2 separate regions of the Homo sapiens genome follow, and region 2 is linked to region 1. A link is a loop called in an ENCODE intact Hi-C map of the cell type or tissue named here. Cell type or tissue: psoas muscle. All regions are shown on one strand. Links, peaks and the distances in the headings refer to the core of each region. The heading gives the core; the rest is flanking DNA. Region 1 has its middle 7.8 kb from the start of CCDC61. Region 2 overlaps PPP1R37 (protein phosphatase 1 regulatory subunit 37).

Evidence for each region. Peaks named below come from ENCODE experiments on the same cell type or tissue, not always from the same donor. Only the 100,000 strongest peaks of a DNase experiment are listed, where the experiment ranks them.
Region 2: it touches region 1 in a loop (7-fold over the local background); 1 of 110 quality-filtered maps calls a loop at or near these places.

The regions. Positions count from the first base shown.
Region 1 is chr19:45,982,530-45,992,868 of GRCh38, forward strand. No RefSeq gene overlaps it. Among named protein-coding and RNA genes, the nearest start is that of CCDC61, 7.8 kb to the right of the region's middle. In psoas muscle, for the core only: no CTCF peak of the experiment used is centred there; a DNase peak (open chromatin) is centred at 8,062; H3K27me3 peaks cover 755 bases.
Region 2 is chr19:45,096,166-45,106,504 of GRCh38, forward strand. All of the region lies in intron 1 of PPP1R37 (protein phosphatase 1 regulatory subunit 37), which reads left to right. Among named protein-coding and RNA genes, the nearest start is that of PPP1R37, 8.2 kb to the left of the region's middle. RefSeq lists enhancers at 1,383-1,971, 1,972-2,561, 3,740-4,327, 9,040-9,629. In psoas muscle, for the core only: no CTCF peak of the experiment used is centred there; DNase peaks (open chromatin) are centred at 3,510 and 3,846; H3K4me3 peaks cover 1,630 bases; H3K27ac peaks cover 2,500 bases.

The DNA of each region.
Region 1 (10,339 bases), core at 6,584-9,083:
TCGCACTGCAGCCTGGGTGACAGAACAAGAGCCTGTCTCAAAAAAAAGTGTGCGTGTGGGTGATTTCTGTAAGAACCTTGAGGAACAATCTGTATTGCTCTATTTCTTGGCTTAGGTTGTGGAAGACGAAGGCACTTTCTGTGTGTCTCTTATGACTACAAATAGTACGAATGGGTCGGCTGTGGTGGCTCACACCTGTAATCCCAGCACTTTGGGAGGCCAAGGCGGGTGGATCACAAGGTCAGGAGTTCGAGGCCAGCCTGGCCAACATGGTGAAACCCCGTTTCTACTAAAAAATACAAAAATTAACTGGGCATGGTGGCACGCGCCTGTAGTCCCAGCTACTCGGGAGGCTGAGGCAAGAGAATCACTTGAACCCAGGAGGTGGATGTTGCAGTGAGTCGAGATCGTGCCACTGCACTCCAGCCTAGGCGACAGAGCGAGACTCCATCTTAAAAAAGAAAACAAAACAAAACAAACAAACAAACAAAAAACCCCAGTGGAACTGTGAGAGAGCTGGGCTTTGAACCCTGGCAGCCTGGCTACAGGGGCCATTCTTTTAACTGCTTCACCAGCTGCCTCTCTTTCTCACATGTCCCCCTCCCTCAGCTGCAACGCCTCCCCACCCCATGGTCCTCTCCCTCCCTGGGGATCTCGATGCTTCCCTGATTTAGAACTGCAAGTGCGTAGACTTATGCTGATTCTATGCAATCATCTTCAGTTACATTTAATTTTAGTAATTTCTCCCCTTCATCTGTCCCCCCACAGGCACCCACTCTTATGTGCTTAATTTTTGGCCTTCCAATCTTTCTATTCTTTTATCAAGATCCCTGTGTATCCTTGCAGTTAGTTTTGCTGTATGTGGGTGTGTGTGGTGTTTTTTTTTTTTTTTTTTTTTGAGATGGAGTCTCGCTCTGTCGCCCAGGCTGGAGTGCAGTGGCGCGATCTTGGCTCACTGCAAGCTCCACCTCCTGGGTTCATGCCATCCTCCCGCCTCAGGCTCCCTAGTAGCTGGGACGACAGGCGCCCGCCACCACGCCCAGCTAATTTTTTGTATTTTTAGTAGAGATGGGGTTTCACCATTTACAGGATGGTCTCGATCTTCTGACCTCATGATCCACCCTCCTCGGCCCCCCAAAGTGCTGGGATTACAGGCGTGAGCCACCGTGCCCGGCGCTGTATGTGTGTTTTAAATTTGTAGAGTCGTTGTTAAGCTACAAACCTCATTCTCTTTCTTTCTTTCTTCTTTTTGAGAGCTCTCTGGGTGGCTATGCTTATTTCTAGCTGGAGATGAGTGCCAGAGTCTGCCCCGGTTCAAGTTCCATCCTCACTGCTTATTGGATGAATGACCTTGGGCAAGTTACTTAACCTCTCTGGGCTTCAGTTTCTCCATTTGTAAGATGAAAGTTGTTAAATAATGGTCACTTTCTCATAGGATTGTTGCAAGCTGGTTTTTTGTTTGTTTTTTAGAGATGGAATATTGCTCTGTCACCCAGGTTGGAATGCAGTGGTGCCATCATAGCTCACTGCAGCTTCAAACTCTGGTACTTATTTGGTCTTGAAACCCACTGGGAAACAGTAGAACAGTGAGTTTTGCAAAGGCAGGAACAAGGAATTGAGTAGAGGGTAACTCCTTATGCTGGAAGGTCCTGGGCTCCAGCGATCCTCCTGGCTTGACTTGCTAAAGTGCAAGCTGATATCCTTTTTTTTTTTTTTTCTGAGATGGAGTCTTGCTCTGTCGCCCAGGCTGGAGTGCAGTGGCACGATCTCGGCTGACTGCAACCTCTGCTTCCTGGGTTCAAGCAATTATCCTGCCTCAGCCTTCCAAGGAGCTGGGATTACAGGCATGCGCCACCACGCCCCGCTAATTTTTGTATTTTTAGTAGAGACGGGGTTTCACCATGTTGGCCAGGCTGGTCTTGAACTCCTGACCTCGTGATCCAACCACCTCGGTCTCCCAAAGTGCTGGGATTACAGGCATCAGTCACCGCTCCCAGCCCAAGCTGATATCTTAAAGCATTCAGCATTGGGCATTTACTGAGCAATACACTGATGTTAGTTTCTCCCTCTTTTACATTGCTGTGTAGTATTCCACTGTGTATTCCATATTCTACTTCTCCAACCCTAATGATGGACATCTACTTCTTTCCAACTCCTTGCTGCCTAAATTGCACTCCAATGGACATCCTCATACAAATCTCATTTAAGGGCCTGTTGGACAGTGTGATAATTGGGTCATCAGGCATCCTCACATTTAATTTCTTAAAGTATTGCTGGATTGTTCGCCAGAAGGGATGCACCTCTTTGGCCTCCTACCATCCATGGCAAATGATCCATTCTTGCATATATTCCTCCAGAACTTGATGTTCTTAGACTGTCTAATTTTTGCCAATCTGTTGGATGTCAGAGAATGAATGTATTGCTTTGATACTTTTTTTCCTTTTTTTTTTTTTTTTTTTGAGACGGAGTCTCACTCTATTGCCCTGGCTGGAGTGCAGTGGTGGGATCTCGGCTCACTGCAAACTCTGCCTCCCGGTTTCACGCCATTCTCCTGCCTCAGCCTCCCGAGTAGCTGGGACTACAGGCGCCCGCCACCGTGCCCGGCTAATTTTTTGTAGTTTTAGTAGAGACGGGGTTTCACCGTGTTAGCCAGGATGATCTCGATCTCCTGACCTCATGATCCGCCCGCCTTGGCCTCCCAAAATGCTGGGATTACAGGCGTGAGCCACCGCGCCCAGCCCTTTCTTTTTTTTAAGACGGAGTCTCGCTCTGTCACCCTGGCTGGAGTGCAGTGGTGTGCTCTCAGCTCACTGCAATCTCTGCTTCCTGGGTTCATGTGATTCTCCTACCTCAGCCTCCCAGGTAGCTGGGGTAGCCACGCCTAGCTAATGTTTTTGTATTTTTAGTAGAGATGGGGCTTCACCAGGTTGGCCAGGCTGATCTCGATCTCCTGACCTCAAGTGATCCATGCGCCTCGGCCTCCTGAAGTGCTGGGATTACAGGCCTGAGCCACAGCGCCCGGCCTTGATACTTTCTTATGTAGATCAGCTTAGCTTCTTCAGGTTTCCTCGGTCTTCATCTCTACCCAGAGTTACCACAAACTAATGTGTGTGTGTATATAAGGCTTTCAATATGAACCCTTCAATATTATATATGTACATTATATATATATCCACATACACACACACACATATGTATATATACACACACATATATATATATATAATAGTTTGGAGACAGGGTCTCGCTCTGTTGCCGAGGCTGGAGTGCAGTGGTGCAATCTCAGCTCACGGCAGCCTCAACCTCCTTGGCTCAAGTAATCCTCTCAACTCAGCCTCCTGAGTAGCTGGGACCACAGGCATGGGCCACCACACTTGTCTAATTTTTGTATTTTTTGTAGAGTCGGGGTTTCGTCATGTTGCCCAGGCTGGTCTCAAACTCCTGAGCTCATGCAATGCACCTACCTTGGCCTCCCAAAGTGTTGGGATTACAGGCCTGAGCCACCATGCCTGGGCCAAACACTTTAATATTTTAATTGCTGTCACAGTAGAAAAGGAATCATAATAGCACATCCCTTCTAAACTGTTATGACGATTCAGTGAATGATAATAGCCACGGTTTATTATGTGTTTACTACACGGCGTGTGCTGTGCTAAACTCTGTATACATTTACTCACTTATTTCCTCTAAAAGCTCTGGGAGGTCCCTGCTGCTGCTATCGCCCCCATTTTATAGAGGAGAAAACTGACACATGAAGAAGTTGACTGCAAGAAGCAGAGCTGGAATTGAAATCCAGGCAGACAGGCTAACTGACCATCTCACTGCCTCTCAATGAGCCTATGCAGGAAAAACACACAGGGCTTCACAAATATTCTGTATCATCCCACCTGTGATACTCAGGCAGGGCAGTCCAGAAGGGCTTGGGGAACGTTTGCTGATTGCCTCTGCAAATTTCTTTTTTCGAGACGAGGGCTTGCTCTGTTGCCCAGGCTGGAGTGCAGTGTGGCACGCATAATCATAGCTCACTGCAGCCTCAACCTCCCCGGTTCAAAACATCCTCTTGCAGCAGCCTCCTGAGTAGCTGGGACTACAGGCACACACCACCACACCCAGCTAATTTTTTTTATTTTTAGTAGAGATAGGGTCTCACTATGTTGCCCAGGCTGGTCTTGAACTCCTGGGCTCAAGTGATCTGACTGCCTCAGCCTCTCAAAGTGCTGGAATTACAGGCATGAACCACTGCACCTCCTCCACAAATTTCATAATGGGTTGAGCTATTGGGACATTTTCCGAGCATAATAATAATTGCATGTTGCATTTGGGAGAAAAACATCATTTTAGAGCGTATAAAACCTGAAAGGGACCTCAGTGGGTTGTTACCGCATCTGTAAAAGGTTCGGGTAAGACTCATGGTCCCTCTCCTTTCCAGAGCCCCTCTGTTTACCACATCAAAGCATTTATAACCATAATCATCACAGCCAGATTCTTTATTTATTTATTTATTTTGAGACAGCGTTTTGCTCTGTCGCCCAGGCTATAGTACAGTGGTGCAATCTTGGCTCGCTGCAACCTCTGCCTCCAGGGTTCCAGCGATGCTCCTGCTTCAGCCTCCCAAGTAGCTGGGACTACAGGTGTGCACCACCATGTCCATCTAATTTTTGTATTTTCAGTAGAGACAGGGTTTTGCAATATTGGCCAGGCTGGACTCAAACTCCTGACCTCAAGTGGTCCTCCCAAAGTGTTGGGATTAAAGGCATGAGCCACCATGCCCGGCCAACAGGCAGGTTTTTATGAGAATCCCCAAGAGCAGCACTTCTGCAGGGTACACGGCTGTCACCCAGCTCTTTCCTACTCTGCACCTGCATCTGCTGAACGTGGCCGGAGAAAAACACATAATACAGTGGTGAGACTGAGCTCACCACAATTTCACGATTACTCACCTGGGGGCTGGGGACTGCCTGCCAACCTCAGTCCTGTCTATTCACTCTCCCACCCTCCTGGGAATCTATTTCCTACCTGTGGTTCCCTCCTCCAACCTTGCCCACCTCCTCTCCATCCTCACCCTCACCCTTGACCCTGTTCTTAGTTCCTGGAGAGAAGAGAAGCCATCAGGAAACTTCCTCAGATTTTCTTGTTTTTTTTTTGGTTTTGTTTTGTTTTTTGTTTTTTGTTTTTAATGGAGTCTTGCTTTATCTCCCAGGCTGGAGTGCAGTGGTGCAATCTCGGCTTACTGCAACCTCCGCCTCCCGGCTTCAAGTGATTCTCCTGCCTTGGCCTGCTAAGTAGCTGGGACTACAAGTGCATGCCACCACACCCAGCTAATTCTTGTATTTTTTTTTTTTTTTTTTTTTTTTAGTAGAGACGGGGTTTTACCATGTTGATCAGGATGGTCTTGATCTCCTGACCTTTGATCCACCAACCTCGGCCTCCCAAAGTGCTGGGATTACAGGCATGAGCACCGCACCCGGCCCTTACGCAGGTTTTCAACACATCTACCCACCTACCTGTGACTATTGTTTTCCTCTCTCCTGTTAACTGCAGAAACACTCTCAGCCAAGGCCAACTTCTACATGTGTACACTTGGTCCCCTTCTCTCTCGCCTACTCAGGGACATCAGTCAAGCAAGCCTCTGCTTTCTCTCCTGCACCATCAATTCTCCGGTATCTCCTCGAGCATTCTCATTGGCATCAAAGCACATTCTAATACAAACCTGCTTTTTCTTTTTCTTTCTTTCTTTCTTTCTTTCTTTCTTTCTTTCTTTCTTTCTTACTTTCTTTCTTTCTTTCTTTCTTTCTTTCTTTCTTTCTTTCTTTCTTTCTTTCTTTCTCTCTTTCTCTCTCTCTTTCTTTCTTTCTTTTTTTCTTTGAGATGGAATCTTGTACTGTTGCCTGGGCTGGAATGCAGTGGTGCGATCTCAGCTTACTGAAACCTCCACCTCCTGGGTTCATGCGATTCTCCTGCCTCAGCCTCCCGAGTAGCTAGGATTACAGACACACACCACCATGCCTGGCTAATTTTATTATTATTATTATTATTAGTAGTAGTAGTAGTATTTCTATTTGTATTTTTAGTAGAGACGGGGTTTCACTATGTTGGCCAGGCTGGTCTCGAACTCCTGACTTTGTGATCTGCCTGCCTCAGCCTCCCAAAGTGCTAGGATTACAGGCGTGAGCCACCACGCTGGGCCTCTGCTTTTTAAACTCCGTGTCTGACTCTAGCTTCAATGTTCTGCTGCTCTTTATAATACAATCCTCAGAGACTGGGCATGGTGGCTCATGCCTGTAATTTCAGCACTTTGGGAAGCCAAGACGGGTACATCACTTGAGGCCAGGAGTTCAAGACCAGCCTGGCCAACATGGGCAAAACCCCATCTCTACTAAAAATACAAAGATTAGCTGGGCGTGGTGGCCGGCACCTGTAATCCCAACTACTCGGGAGGCTGAGGCAGGAGGATTGCTTGAACCCGGGTGGTGGAGGTTGCAGTGAACCGAGATCGTGCCACTGCACTCCAGCCTGGGCAACCAAGTGAGACTCTGTCTCAAAAAATAACATAATAAAATAAAATAAAACAACACAATCCTCAGAGGTATTTGTACTCATCTTGTGTCTCTGATTCCTTTTCCTCCCAAATCTGTGACTTTGCCAAATCAGCTGTTTTTTTTTTTTTTTTTTCTCAGGCTGGTCCTGAACTCCTGGGGCCAACTGATCCTCCTGCCTCAGCCTCGTGAGTAGCCGAGACTACAGGCATGTGCTACCATGTCTGGCTATTTTTAAAATGTTTTGTAGAGACAGAGTCTCCCTATGTTTCCCAGGCTGGTCTCGAACTCCTAGGCTCAAGTGATCCTCCCTCCTCAGCCTCCCAAATAGCTGGAATGGCAGGTGCAAGCCACTGTGCCCAGCTCCAAATCAGCTCTTGGTGATGTTACCAATGACCCCTATGTGGCTCAGTCCCGTTGTCCAGTGGCCTGTCCTCATATTACTTGAGCTCCCTCCTTGTTGACAGTCATGCCTTCCTCCTTGGTTTATTTTCTCCCTCAGGTTCCAGGACACTCCACTCTCAAGACTTCCCTTCTGGCCCATTGGCTCCTCTGCAGTCTTGCCCGTCCTTGGAGTCTTTAAACATTGGAGGGCTGTAGGGCTCAGTTCTGGATTCTCTTCTCCTTTCTCTCTTCACTCACTCTTTTGGTGATGGACTCCCACATCAATCAGTCTAGGTTGGATCTTATCCCTGAACTCAGACTCATATTCACCTGTCCTCTCAATATTTCCACTGGGAAGTCTACTGGGTACCTCAACACTTCCAAAACCAAATTTCTGATTCACATTCTCCTCCTGTCTCCCTATACCTGCAATTCACCTAATCTCAATACGTGGAAACCTCATCTTGGCATCTTTTCAGATCAAAAACCTTAGAGTTGGCCGGGCGCGGTGGCTCACGCCTATAATTCCAGCACTTTGGGAGGCTGAGGCGGGTGGAACACCTATGGTCAGGAGTTCAAGACCAGCCTGGCCAACATGGTGAAACCCTATTTCTACTAAAAATGCAAAAAATTAGCCAGGCGTGGTGGCGGGTACCTGTAATCCCAGCTACTCGGGAGGCAGAGGCAGGAGAATCGCTTGAACCCGGGAGGCGGAGGTTGCAGTGAGCCGAGGTCGCGCCACTGCACTCCAGGACCCTTAGAATCATTTTTGACTCCTCTCTTTCTCTTCCTCCCGACACTCAATCCATCAGCAGATTCTGTCAGCTCTACCTTCAGAATAGATTCTAACCACTTCTCACCACCTCCGCCATCACCACCCTCGTGGAAGCCACCATCACCTCTCATTCTAATGATTTTTTAATCTGTTGCTTAAATTCTTTTTTTATTGAGGTGAAATTCACATTAACAGAAAATTAACCATTTTAAAGTGAGCAATTCAGTGGCATTTAGTACGTTCATAATGTTGTGCAATCATCACCTCCATCTAGTTCCAAAACATTTCATCACCCCCCAAAGGAGACCTCACACCCATTAAACAGTGATTACCCATTCGCTCCTTCCCCCAGCCTCTGGCACCACAACACTATTTTCTGTCTCTGTGGACTTGCCTCTTCTGGACACTTCATATAAATGGAATCATACACTATGTGACCTTTTGTGTTTGTCTTCTTTCACTTAGCATCATGTTTTCAAGGTTTATTATCCATGTTGTAGCATCTATCAGCACTTCATTTCTTTTCTCTTTTTCTTTTGTTTTTGAGATGGAGTCTTGCTCTGTTGCCCAGGCTCGAGTGCAGTAGCGCGATATTGGCTTGCCGCAACCTCCGCCTCCCGGGTTCAAGCAATTCTCCTGCCTCAGCCTCCTGAGTAGCTGGGATTACAGGCATGCGCCTCCATGCCTGGCTAATTTTGTATTTTTAGTAGAGACTAATATGGTTTTGCCATGTTGGCCACGCTGGTCTCGAACGTCTGACCTCAGGTGATCCGCCTGCCCCGGCCTCCCAAAGTGCTGAGATTACAGGCATGCCACTGCACCTGGCCTTATCTGCTCATAGATTTATGGACATTTGGGTTGTTTCCACCTTTTAGCTATTGTGAATAATGCTGTTATGAACATCCATGTACAAGTATTTGAATACCAGTTTTTAATTCCCAGGTATACACCTAGGAGTGTAATTGCTGGGTCATGTGTTAATTCTGTTTAACTTTCTGAGAAACTGGCTGTTTTCCATGTCCACATTATTTTAACAGCCTAAGTTTTTTAATTTAAATTTTTATTTTTAGAGATCGGTTCTCACAGGCTGGAGTGCAGTGTCGAACTCCTGTCCTCAAACAATCCACCTGCCTCAACCTCCCGAGTAGCTAACAGCCTATTCTTAATGCAGCCACCATAATGATCATTGAAGACATGAATGAGTAGGCCAGGCGGTGGGGCTCACCCCTGTAATCCTAGTACTTTGGGAGGCTGAGGCGGGTGGATTGCTTGAACTCAGGCGTTCCAGACCAGCCTGGGTAACATGGCGAAACCTCGTCTCTACTAACAATACAAAAGTTAGCCAGGTGTGGTGGTGCATGCCTGTAATCCTGCTACTCGCGGGGTTGAGGCAGGAGGATTGCTTGAAACAGGGAGGCTGAGGTTTCAGTAAGCCGAGATGGAGCCACTGCACTCCAGCCTGGGTGACAAAGTGAGACCCTGATTCAAAAAAAAAACAAAAAAAGACATGAGTAAAATTATGTCCTCTCTGCCTAATACCTTCGATGGCTCCCACCTCACTCAGAGTAAAACAAAAGGCCTCACAAGGGCCGACAAGGCCTTATATAACCTGGTCTCAGGCATCCTCCCAGACATCATCTTCTGTCACACTCCACACACTCAATATTGATGTCTTTGCTGTTTCTTAGAAACACCAGGCATGTTCCCACTACAGGGCCTTTGTACTCACTGTCTCATCTTCTTGCAATGGTCCACCTTGGTACCCTCAAGGCTGGCTTGGCCAGGAGCGGTGGCTCACGCCTGTAATCCCATCACTTTGGGAGCCCGAGGCGGGTGGATCACATGAGCTCAGGAGTTCGAGAGCAGCCTGGCCAACATGGTGAAACCCCATCTCTACTGAAAATACAAAAATTAGCCAGGCATGGTGGCATGTGCCTGTAATCCCAGCTACTTGGGAGGCTGAGGCAGGAGAATTGCTTGAACCCAGGAGGTGGAGGTTGCAGTAAGCTGAGATCACGCCATTGCACCTCCAGTCTGGGCCACAGAGCGAGACTCCATCTCAAAAATAAATAAATAAATAAATAAAAATAAAAATAAAAAAAATAAATAGGCTGGGTGTGGTGGCTCACACCTGTAATTCCAGCACTTTGGGAGGCTGAGATAGGTGGATCACTTGAGGTCAGGAGTTCAAGACCAGCCTGGCCAACACGGTGAAACCCCATCTCTACTAAAAATACAAAAAAATTAGCCAGGCCTGGTGGCAGGCACCTGTAATCCCAGCTACTCAGGAGGCTGAGGCAGGAGAATTGCTTGACTTTGGGAGGTGGAGGGTGCAGTGAGTCAGGCGCCACTGCACTCCAGCCTGGGCGACAGAGTGAGGCTCTCTCTCCAAAATAAATAAATGAATAAATAAATTCCTGGCTCAGTCACTTGCTTCAGGTCTCTGCTCTAAATCAGCTTTTCTGAGACATCTTCCCACCCCTCTAACCCCCAGTTCCATCCACTTCACTCTGCTTTATTTTCTCTGTAGCACTTATCACCCCGGACCTGGACATTTCTTTCTTTCTTTTTTTTTTTTTTCTTTTTTTTGAGATGGAGTCTCGCTCTGTGGCCCAGTCTGGAGTGTAGTGGCCTGATCTCAGCT
Region 2 (10,339 bases), core at 2,737-5,236, 890 kb before region 1:
TTCATGCATGGGGTGGGGCCTGGATGTGGCTGCTTCAGAGGCTTCCAGGAGAGGGGAGAGATGGCAGTCAATGCGTGGGCCTGGAGTGAGGTGCGAGGGGGAAGATGGTCAGTTTGTGGGCTGAAGGGTCAGGGGTGAGGGCAGCAAGAGAGTCTGGCACAGATTGGGCTTTGGGGGGTAAAGTTTCTGGTCTGCAGATTCCCAGAACAGGTTTGGCTTTCATTCAGTAAGCCACTTTTCCTCTCCAAGCCTCTGTTTCTTTCTCTGCAAATGGAGGTGCTAATTTTTACCATGGGGTAGTTGTGAAGATGAAGTAAGATAGTCCTCATAAATTTCTGCCACATAAATAGCAGCTGTCATCCAGGCAGATTTGTTTTTTGTTTGTTTGTTTGTTTTCACGTGCAGTCTTGAAGAGGCAGTGAAAGAACTGGAGAGGCAGAAGGCTATCTGTCAAGAAAAGAGGGGCAGTTGGAGCCTGGCTGGGAGGAGTTTAGAGGAGGGGTGCCGGTTGGTCTGTCCTGGGTAAGGGGTAGAGTGGGTAACACTCTCCAGGCTGGGGGAGTCTCTCATTCCAGCGGTTGAGAGAGGGGCAGTAAGGTCTGGTTGGGACTCACACTCTCGAGGAGTCCGTGCGTCTGAGCTGCAGAGGTGATGACATGGACTGGACTGGAAGAATTGGTCCATCCTGTTTGGGAAGAGGGCTTGAGGAGTTGGCTTGGCAGTGAGGAGTTGGATGATCTTGGGCCTGGGCAGGGGAGGGGTCATTGGTGAAGTTGGTGAGTTTGGACAAAGGGATTTGCAGGACAGAAAACCCAAGGGCCTGGGAACAGCAAGGAGCAGGGGTTAGGCTCCATGCTGGGGAGGACGATGGAGTGGTTCACTGGCCATGGGGCTGTGGGAGGTGGAGGGTTCGCCAGGGTGAAGAGGAATCGTGGTACAGAAAGTGGGTCTAAGGGGAGGCCCAAGTGAGAGGCCCAGAGGGTCTGGGGCTGGAGGACTGCAGGGAGGGGTTGCTTGGTCTTGGAACAGAGGTAGGAGATTTGTTGGCATCAATCTCATAAGCTGTGGGGAGGGACAGGGGGTGTCATTTGAGCTGTGGATCTAGTGGAAGGGTGGCGTGACCCCAAGGCCAAGGGGTAACAGAAGAGCTGACAGGTCTGAAGGGGGGAGACTCAGTTATCCGGAAGCTGTTGTGCCGTGCTAGAGATGGAGCGCTGCCTAGGCCAGGGGATGGAGGAGCGCCCCTGGGTGAGGAGGAAGCAGCACTGGGGGCACCCCAGTGCAGGGGTCTCCTTCAGCAGAGCCTCACCCCTGGGGCTACAGTGGTGGCCCAGCTGGGTGGGAGCTGTGGGGGGTGTCTACCTGAGGGTGAGCGCTCCCTCAGGCCCTGCAGGGGCCCAGGGTTTGGGGATTCCTGGAGATGAGGTGATCTGGAGGAGGGGGATTGTGAGGGAGGGTCTCGAGCCTGCCCAGGCTTATCCGGATTCCCATCTCCCACAGTGGGGTTCCGCCTGCTGGGGCTGCTGTTTCCTCATTACGTGAATGGCCATCTGATGTTCTTCTGTTGTGTGCTTGTTTTCTTGGTGGTGGTCTCTCTCCCGCGCTGGAATGGGAGAGCAGAGGCCGAAGTCCATCCTCTTCTCCGCTTTCCTCAAGGACACTCAGTTGTTGAATGAGCGCCTGTGGGCCCGTGAGGCCTGGTGGTGTCTGAGAGCCACCTAGCAGAGTGACATGTAGCTGAATGTCAGGGGCCTGAGCAGCCTGGCGTGGGGATGCCAGTGGGGCAGCAGTGTGCTCTGTGGCCTCTGGCAAGCATGGGTTCTTGCAGAGCATTGTGTTTCCTCACCTGTGAAACAGGGCCAGTGATCCCTGCCCTGCAGACCACCAGGATGTCAGAGGATAGGGTGAACCTGCTGGGGGCAGGTCTCCTCAGCAAGCCACAGCCAGGTGTGTGTAGATGGGCAGGGAAGCTCGGGGAGGAGGCAGGCTGGGAATCGTGAGTGAAAGAGGCCGCTTCAGCACTGCCAGGCTGGGCACGTGGGTGCCCGTGGGGAGCGAGCTAGCCGGCTGCACTGCACCCCATCATGTTGTGGCAGACCCTTCAGCTCTTCTGAAGGCCAAGGCCAGACTTACACAAGGAACCCATCAGGCCAAACTGCAGGAATGACCTGAGGCTCGGCTGGTCTCCTCAGTCCCAGCTGAACTCTGTGGGGTTGGAAAGATAGGCATGTGAGAGGGACTTGTGATGAGAGCACATGACACCAGCCACAGTCCGGGAGACTCATCTCCCCTCCTCCAGTCCTGCCGGTGACTCACTCCCTGCTCCCTGACCATCAGTCCTCCAGTGTGTGTGCGTTGGGGGTTTGCCCACTAGGAAGCTACTTGCATGAAGTCAAGGTGTCTGCAGGGCAGGGTGAGGGGGCCCAAGCATGCTACCATCTCTGGCCACCTGAGCTTTGGAAGGCAGCGGGAGGGGTGGGGGCAGGGTGTTCTTAAATGCGGATCTTAGGGCATGGAAATGCCATACTGTTGGCTATTGAAACCCGTGCTGCAGATTCAGTCCTAAAAGCAGGCTGGACAGGTAGACATGCATCTGTCAGTGGTGGAAAGAGGCCCCAGGTTAGAGAATCGGCTTGCTTCAGCATTCGTGGTGGAGCTGCTGGGGAGTAGGGAACAGGGTCGAGGCGGGTGCTTTGATGCATCTGCTCAGATTTCCGTCTGGGCCCAGCTCCACCTCCTGCTGCTGGAGTTGGCAAGTAGACCCTGCCACTGAGCAGCCACGTGACTTTGGCGATTGTTCTCTCTGCCTCGATTTTTCTGTGTCTAAAATGCAGCAGTATGTCCTCATAGGGTGATTGGGAGGATTAAGTGAGATAACACAGTGCCTGATCCATAGTAAATGCCCAGCAAATGCCTCCCTTGTTATTCCTGTCATCACCACTCCTCTGCCCCCACCTATAGCCCTAACATTTTGTTTCTGTTTCCTGCCCGTGTTGTGTATTTGTACTCCTCTTTCCCCTATAGTGTCCCACGTCAGCGTCCCTGCTTTCCCTCAGAGGCCCACTCCTCCAGGCTGGGTGCCCCAGCAGTCCCTGACCTCCAGGCCTGACTCTGTCTCTGCCAAGCTGTGTGACCGTGGACAATTTGTCCAATCTCTCTGAGCTAAAACTAAATCAGCCTGTCTCAGCCCACTAGTAGAAGAGGCAGCAGGGGTACCAAGATTCCACACTGGCCATGTTAGTTCCAGCTTCTGCCTACTCTGGCTGATGACTTTGGACAAGTTGCAGCTCCTCCCTGAGCCTGAGTCTCCTCTGGAGCGGGGGCTCCACCACCCCAGCCCCCTGCCCTGTTGGAGCATGATCAGGTTAGTGGTGGTATTGTGCTGGTGCCTGTCCTCTGCCCTCCCAGGCCCTTTGCACACTGTGACTCGCCGCTCTCCGTGCCTGTACATGCAGTTGGGCCGCCTGATTCTTTGTGCCTGTGATTATCTGTGCTCGCATCTATTTCCCCCTTCAAGGGCAAAGACTGTGTATGAGTCACCTCTGTGACCCTAGTCTAGCACACAGGAGGGCTCGGGCACGGGACACATGTCCGAAGGACTGGGGTGTTTTCCTGGGATCAAACACCCCATGGTGGGATTTACAGGAAACTTTTTTTGTGGTAGTTAATCCAGTTGGTGCCAGGACGAGGACTCTTTCTCAGGGACCTACAGACAGGCTTTAGCACCCATTCTGACTCCCGGAAGAGCACGCGAAGCTGGCCCCCAGCTGGCACTCGGTAACCAGCCTTCAGTGCGTCAGCGGGAGTGCGTGTGCACTTGTTTCTGGGAGCGAGTACTGGGGCTCTGCGAACCTTCACAGGCATCCGACTCCAAGAGGATTAAGAACCGTGGGGCCAAATGCCCTGTGTTGGACGGACTGCAGCTGGAGCAGTCACTGAGCACGGAGGCCAGAAACCTGTTTTTACAAAAGCTCCCCAGGTGGTTCTGACAACCTCGCTTGGCTGTCTGTGTGCTTTGCTCCGCCATCCATCACTCAGTCCCAAGCCTGCCTTCAGACCTCAGTTCAGGGGTGGCTGGCATTGACCTCAAAGCCTTTTTTGGAGCAAATTAACAGGTGAGCATTGAAATACTGCAGAAATTCAAGCTGAGCCGGCCACCTGCTGCAGTAGGGCATGGGGGCAGGTGGGTTAAATTCTTGCCTTCTGGCTGACCTTAGTCATCACCAGTCATTGCCTTCCATGTGCCTGTACCAGGCACTGGTCTCAGTGCCTTTTGTGTATTATCGCATTTAGATATCACAGCCACCCCAGGAGGTAGGTGCCGTTTGCCCCAATTTGTAGATGAGGAAATGGAGCCCATAGAGGTAAAGTAATTTTCCTGAGGTCACACAGTGGGTAAGTGGTGGAGCTGGGATTCAAATCCAGGCAGCCAGCCTGGCGCCGAAGCCTGCGCAGTAATAACCCCTGTGCGGCGGCTGAGTGCTTGGACGCATTCGGTGCAACGTGCCATACGGTCTCTTCATCTATAACCCAGAATCGTTTATAAAATAGAGGCAACAGTGCTGGCTTTGCGGTGTTGTGGCAGGGAGGAGAAACAGAAACAGGTGGGGTAAGGGCCCAGCCTTGGTGGGCACGCAGGAGGGGGTCACTGTGGTTCGTGGACAGCTTGAGTCCCTGGAGATTTGTGCTGCTCCTCTGTCCTCAGCATTGCCTGCTGTTCTGACCCTTGGCCTCTGGGACGTGTTCTTCCTGTGCTACTCAGTGTCTGGTATGTGATAGGCGCTCAATATATTCTTGCTGCGTGAGTGACTTGGTGACCCCGTAACCAGTCATGCATTCAGCATGGTGTGGCCGTGCCACGTGTTACGAGTCAGGGCAGAAGACAGGCCCAGTCCATGCTTCTGTGGGGGTCACAGTCAAGTGAGGGAGACACACAGTAAAGAATTCTCAGCAAACCAGGCTTCTGAGGACTCAGATTAGGGAGGGTCCACAGGGTGTGCAGGAGGGCAGGGCAGAGGCAGCTTCCTAGAAAGGACGTCACCAAGGAAATCCAGCAGTAAGCCAGGTGAGGAGCAGTGGGAGGAGTGCACCAGGGGTGGAAGGCAGAGAGAACCAGCCTGGTATGTCTGAAGAACAGAAAAAAGCCAGACTTAGTTGAGGTAGAGGCAGGCTGGTCAGAGGTGAGGCTGGAGGAGGCAGGAGAGACTGCTGTGTGGGGCCTTATGGGCTGTGCTAGCAGGGAGCCCCAGAGGGCTTAAGAAGGGGCCTGGGCTGGGCATGGGGGGCTCACGCCTGTCATCCCAGCACTTCAGGAGCTCCAGGCGGGAAGATCACTTAAGCCCAGGAGTTTAAGACCAGCCTTGGCAACATGACGAGACCTTGTCTCTACAAAAAATACAAAAATCAGCCGGGCATGGTGGCATGTGCCTATAGTCCCAGCTACTCAGGAGGCTGAGGTGGAAGGATCACTTGAGTCCAGGAGGTCGAGGCTTTAGTGAGCTGTGATCACACCACTGCCCTCCAGCCTATGTGACAGAGTGAGACCCTGTCTCAAAAGAAAAAGGAGGGGCATGGTGGGTGTTTTTAACAGAATCCTGTGTGGAGGTGACATGAATAGGGTGAGACTGAGACAGGGAGGCCAGGGAGGGGCCGTGAGCCAGGAGCCCGGAGGCTGTAGGCTTGGCGTAGCCTCATATTGGCTGATAGCTGACACTTGACTTCATTGACTTCTTCATCAGATTCCTCTGAGTCCTCCCCTCCACCAGCAGGTTTGCCGATGCCACTGTTTCCCATAGCACCTCTGAGGTGACTGTTATTCCCCTTCCCTTCTCTCCTTGGATCTGAGTCCCTTCCCTCGTGCTCCCCCAGCCAGCGTGTCCTTGGCCTGCTTGGGACATCCTGCCCCTGCATGGGCTGTGGGAGGCGTGTGGGCTGTGAAGTCCGGTGACCTCTCCAGTGACTTCACCTCCACAGTCCCTTCAGGTCTCACAGTACCCAGATCCAGAAAACTCTACAGACCATCCCAAACCCCTCTGGTGGCTTAGCGCAATATCGGTGTCTGATCAGTCTTATAAAATCCAGAAAATTCTGATTCTAAAACACGTCTGGCCCAAGGGTTCCAGGAGGAGACTCTGGAGCCCGCAGCGGGCCTCGTTCCATGTTTGTGAAATGGCAGTAACCTGAGAGGCAGCACGGGAGCCCCCTGGGTGCCAGTCCCAGCTCTGCCCTTGGGCAAATCACCCAGCTTCTTTGCCTCAGTGTCCCCATTTGTATGGGGATTGAGGATTAAATTAGCCTCTACTTGGAAAGCAGCTGGAACAGTAGCTGGCTGTTGCAGGCGCTCATGAGGACATGGGAAAGTTGAGTGAGGTGGTCACTGCCTTGAACTTGACTGGTTCCTGCCTCCCCCGGCTGTAAGGGTTAGGCAGGTGGGGCTAGATGACCAGCGGGTAGGATCATCTGCCTGAGTGTGATTTCGGCTCCTCCACACTTGGGCTGTGTGGCCTTGGGCAAGTCCCTTGACCTCCCTGGACCACTTTCCCCATTTGTGAAGCCATTTTGCCAGATGAGGACTCTCTCAAAGTTTTTAGACTCTCTGGGAAGACCAGAGAGCCAGGCCTGGGGCCCACGCCAGCAGGAGCACACCCTGCATCAAGTGTGGAGCTGATGCCGCTCCTGTTACATAGCCGCCACAGCACCTCCAGGGCTGAGCCCACGTCAGGCTCCTGGGCTGGAGCCACACAGGAGGCTGGGGTCTGCTGTTTCAGCTAAGAGGAGGTGGGAGATGTGGAGGGGCTTCCCTAATTGCAAGAAGGTGGTTCAGAGGCTGGGTGCCAAAAGGAATTCGAGAGATCCGTCATGCTTGGCTATGTTTCGTACATTAAGTAGGAAGGTCCATGAAGGCAGGACCCATCTTTGTCTTGGCTCACCTGTGTCCCCAGCACCCTCCATGGTGCCTGGCCCTCCGCAGGGTCTCACACTGGATGAATTGGTGGTGGATGGAGGTACACAGTAGGCACTCAGAAGTTGTTCTCACCCCTTCCCTTCCTCTAGGCAGCTGGTACTGAGCGGTTGCCTCAAGGTGGGGGTGGAGGTTTGGAAGTGTCTGCTGACATCCGCACAGCTCATGTGACTTGCCCAGCGCCCATCTCACTTCGCAGCGGAAGCCTGGGTCGGGAGCCCTGCAGTCGGATGCTCCCCTCAGGGCTGGTTGGGTTCCAGCTGGGAATGTGTTCCCTGGTTAGGTGGGCGGGCTCCTCTAGCAAGCTGGCGCTTGGGACCCGCCGGGGTCGGACTCGTGTGCCACCTTCACACCCACCCCTCCCTCTCTCCACGGTCTCCGAGGCTCTCACCAGCTGCTGTCAGCGATGTAGTGGAGAACTGCTCGCGTCCTGTGCAGTCTTCCCTTTTGCAAAGCAAAGCACTGTCACAGCTGAACTCGCTTGGTTCCCCAGGACAACAGGGAGGGAGGGTGGGAGAGTGGGGCTGCCAAAAGGTGAAAGCGAGCCGCAGGGAAGTGACTCTCTGCAGGGGTCATGCCTCCTGGTGGTGGTGATGGAGGTGATGGTACTCAAAGCTCCCATTTATGGAGCGCTTAACAGGGCTAAGCTCTTTACATGCATCGTTAATCTTGGAGGAGGAAACAGGCTCACAGAGGTGCCAAGGCCACACAGGTAGTAGAGGAGGAGCTGAGTTATAGCCCGGCAGCTTGAATGGTTCTGATCCTCTGTCCTGTTTCAGAAAGCCCCCAGGGCTCCACTGTAACTACAGGACAAAGTCCACACCCGTGGGCCTGGTGTGGGAGGCCTTTCCCACAGAACGCCCAGCCTCCTAGACACAGGCGCCTCTGCCTAGCACGCCCCTCGCTAGTCCCCTGCCCTTCCTGACCAATTCCCGTTACCCCTCCCACGCCTAGACGCAGGCGCCTTTGCCCAGCACACCCCTCGATAGTCCCCTGCCCTTCCTGACCAACTCCCCCTCCCGTGCTGCCTTCTGGGCAAGGCCTTCTCTAATCCCCGGACAAAGCTCTGCTCCGCTCGTCTGGGTTCCCATGGCGCCTCCTCGCTCTGTTGTTATTTGTTCGGGCCCATCTCCCCTCCCTGGACCAGTGCTGCAGAGGGCTGCATCCTGTCCATCTGGCTCCTGGGAGGGGTGGAACCACTGAACGCCTCCAGGAACCTTAAGGACTCCGGGCAAAGTGGGGTTGCTTATGAGCACCCAGGCCGGGTGCCGCAAAGCCTTTGTAACCCAGGCACTGGGGCTCAGGACAGTCAGGGAGCATGGGGTGTGGGGAAGGAAGATTTCGTTCACTGAGTCCTTTTTTCCTGCATTCATTCCTTCATTCCTTGCCAACCAGCGCCTGTTTTGCCTCCACTTTGCTGTCCCTGCCATGCCAGGTGGAGGGGCCTCCCAATGGCTCTCCTGCTCCCTCTCCAACCCGCTCCCCACCTAGCAGCCACAGCATTCTTGAAAAAGCAGACTTTGCTATTCCTGTTTCACATCACACTTGTGACCTCCCTGCTGCCTTTCCCTCTGATCTAGTGTCCCTGCAACAGGTTAGGAAGCCCAGGTATAACCTGGCTCTTGCCACCATCGCCGGCCACGACCGAGATCACCTTGCCATGCTCTTGCTGGGTTCAAGCCATCGTGGCTTCCTTTCAGTCCTAGAACACGCAGGCAGCTCCCCACATCCTGTCCTGGAAGACCGGCCCCACCTACGCACACAGGTGGCTCTCACTAATCTTTCAGGTGCCAGCAAACCCTTCCTTCCTGGCCCTCCTAATGGGCTCCCCGTCAGGTGGCCAGCGATCTGCTTATCTGCGGGCCTGCTGATACTCTTGCCCTGGACTGGAAGCATCACTAGGCAGTGGTGGGTTGGGTTTGGTGCCACTGTATTCCCCAGTGCCCCAGACCACGTGGCACTGGGCCTGGCTCTGGGCAGGAGCGCAATATGGCAGGTGGAGAAGGAAGTGGCATGCAATGCTGGGTCTTAGTCCTTGCCATGAGCAGCTCAGACAGTCCCTACCCTAGCATAGTCCCTGGTCCAGAAAAGGAAGTGGGCAGAGAGGAGGAGGAGCTTTAGGGAGGGGAGTACAAAGCCTGCCTCTGGTATCCCCCCGCCAGCCTGGTGAGAATGGCAGCGCAGGACTGGCAAACAGGCCCGTCTTTGCTGTTGACTTGCTGGGGGTCATAGGCCAGGATGCTTGCCCTCTCTGTGGGGCAGGATGGTGCCCGGGGTCCTTTCCCACTGCGCGTCAGTGTTTCCCATCTCTCCATGTAGGACACCGCACCATTTAGGGAGTGATTGGATCCCAGGACCTCCTCCCTGTCACGGGGTGGCAGGCAAGGTTCTGATAATTGATCTGCCGTGTACCTTTGTGGCAGGTGACCTAATTCCCCATTCCCTGTGACCCATGTGTCACAGGTGTCAGGGGCGACCGGCCACCCAGCCAAGCTTCCATGACTCCGTTCTCACTCTGTGTTCTGTAATCCCCTTCTGTCACGGGCTTGGGATCCTTGATTCCCGGCCCGGTTCTGCCTACTATGATCACAATGAACAGTCAGTGTTCCGTTTCCCTGGAGGGCTGCCTTCCTTGCTGTGCCTGGACCTGTGTTCCCTGCTGGACAAGTCCCAGGGGGTCAGGCCCGGGGCTTTCTCGGTCCCTGCTGTGTCTCCTGCACAGCTCCAGGCACAGAGCAGGTGTTCAGTAAATGTTGTTCCATTAAAATGGAGTTGGGGCTGTTGCTGGCAGAGCCCAGGGACAGCGCCCTCATGGAGCCTGGCTTAGAGTGCCCAAGTCTGACAGTGGCCTGATCCTGTCTGGTCCTGGGGTGGAGCAGACACCAACAGGCGGGGCCATCTGACTGAATGTCCTCCCACCAGCTGTTAGGTCCAGGTGTTTGTGCTTACTGCCTTCCAGTGCAGTCAAAAGAATCCAGGGCTGGCACCAGCCCCTTCCTCATCTCAGGGGTAGAGGGGTAACCAGAGAGGGGCGGCACTTACCCAAGGATGCCCTGGCACTTGGGTCCAGGCTCCTGCTGCTCTCCTCGGCCACCCCTCCAGCTGTTTTGTTTTTGTTTTTGTTTTTTTTTTGAGATGGAGTTTCGCTCTTGTTGCCCAGGCTGGAGTACAGTGGCAGGATCTTGGCTTACTGAAACCTTTGCCTCCCAAGTTTAAGCGATTCTCCTGCCTCAGCCTCCCAAGTAGCTGGGATTATAGGCATGCGCCACCATGCCCAGCTAATTTTTTTGTATTTTTAGTAGAGACAGGGTTTCACCATGTTGGCTGGGCTGATCTCGAACTCCTGACCTCAAATGATCCACCCGCCTCGGCCTCCCA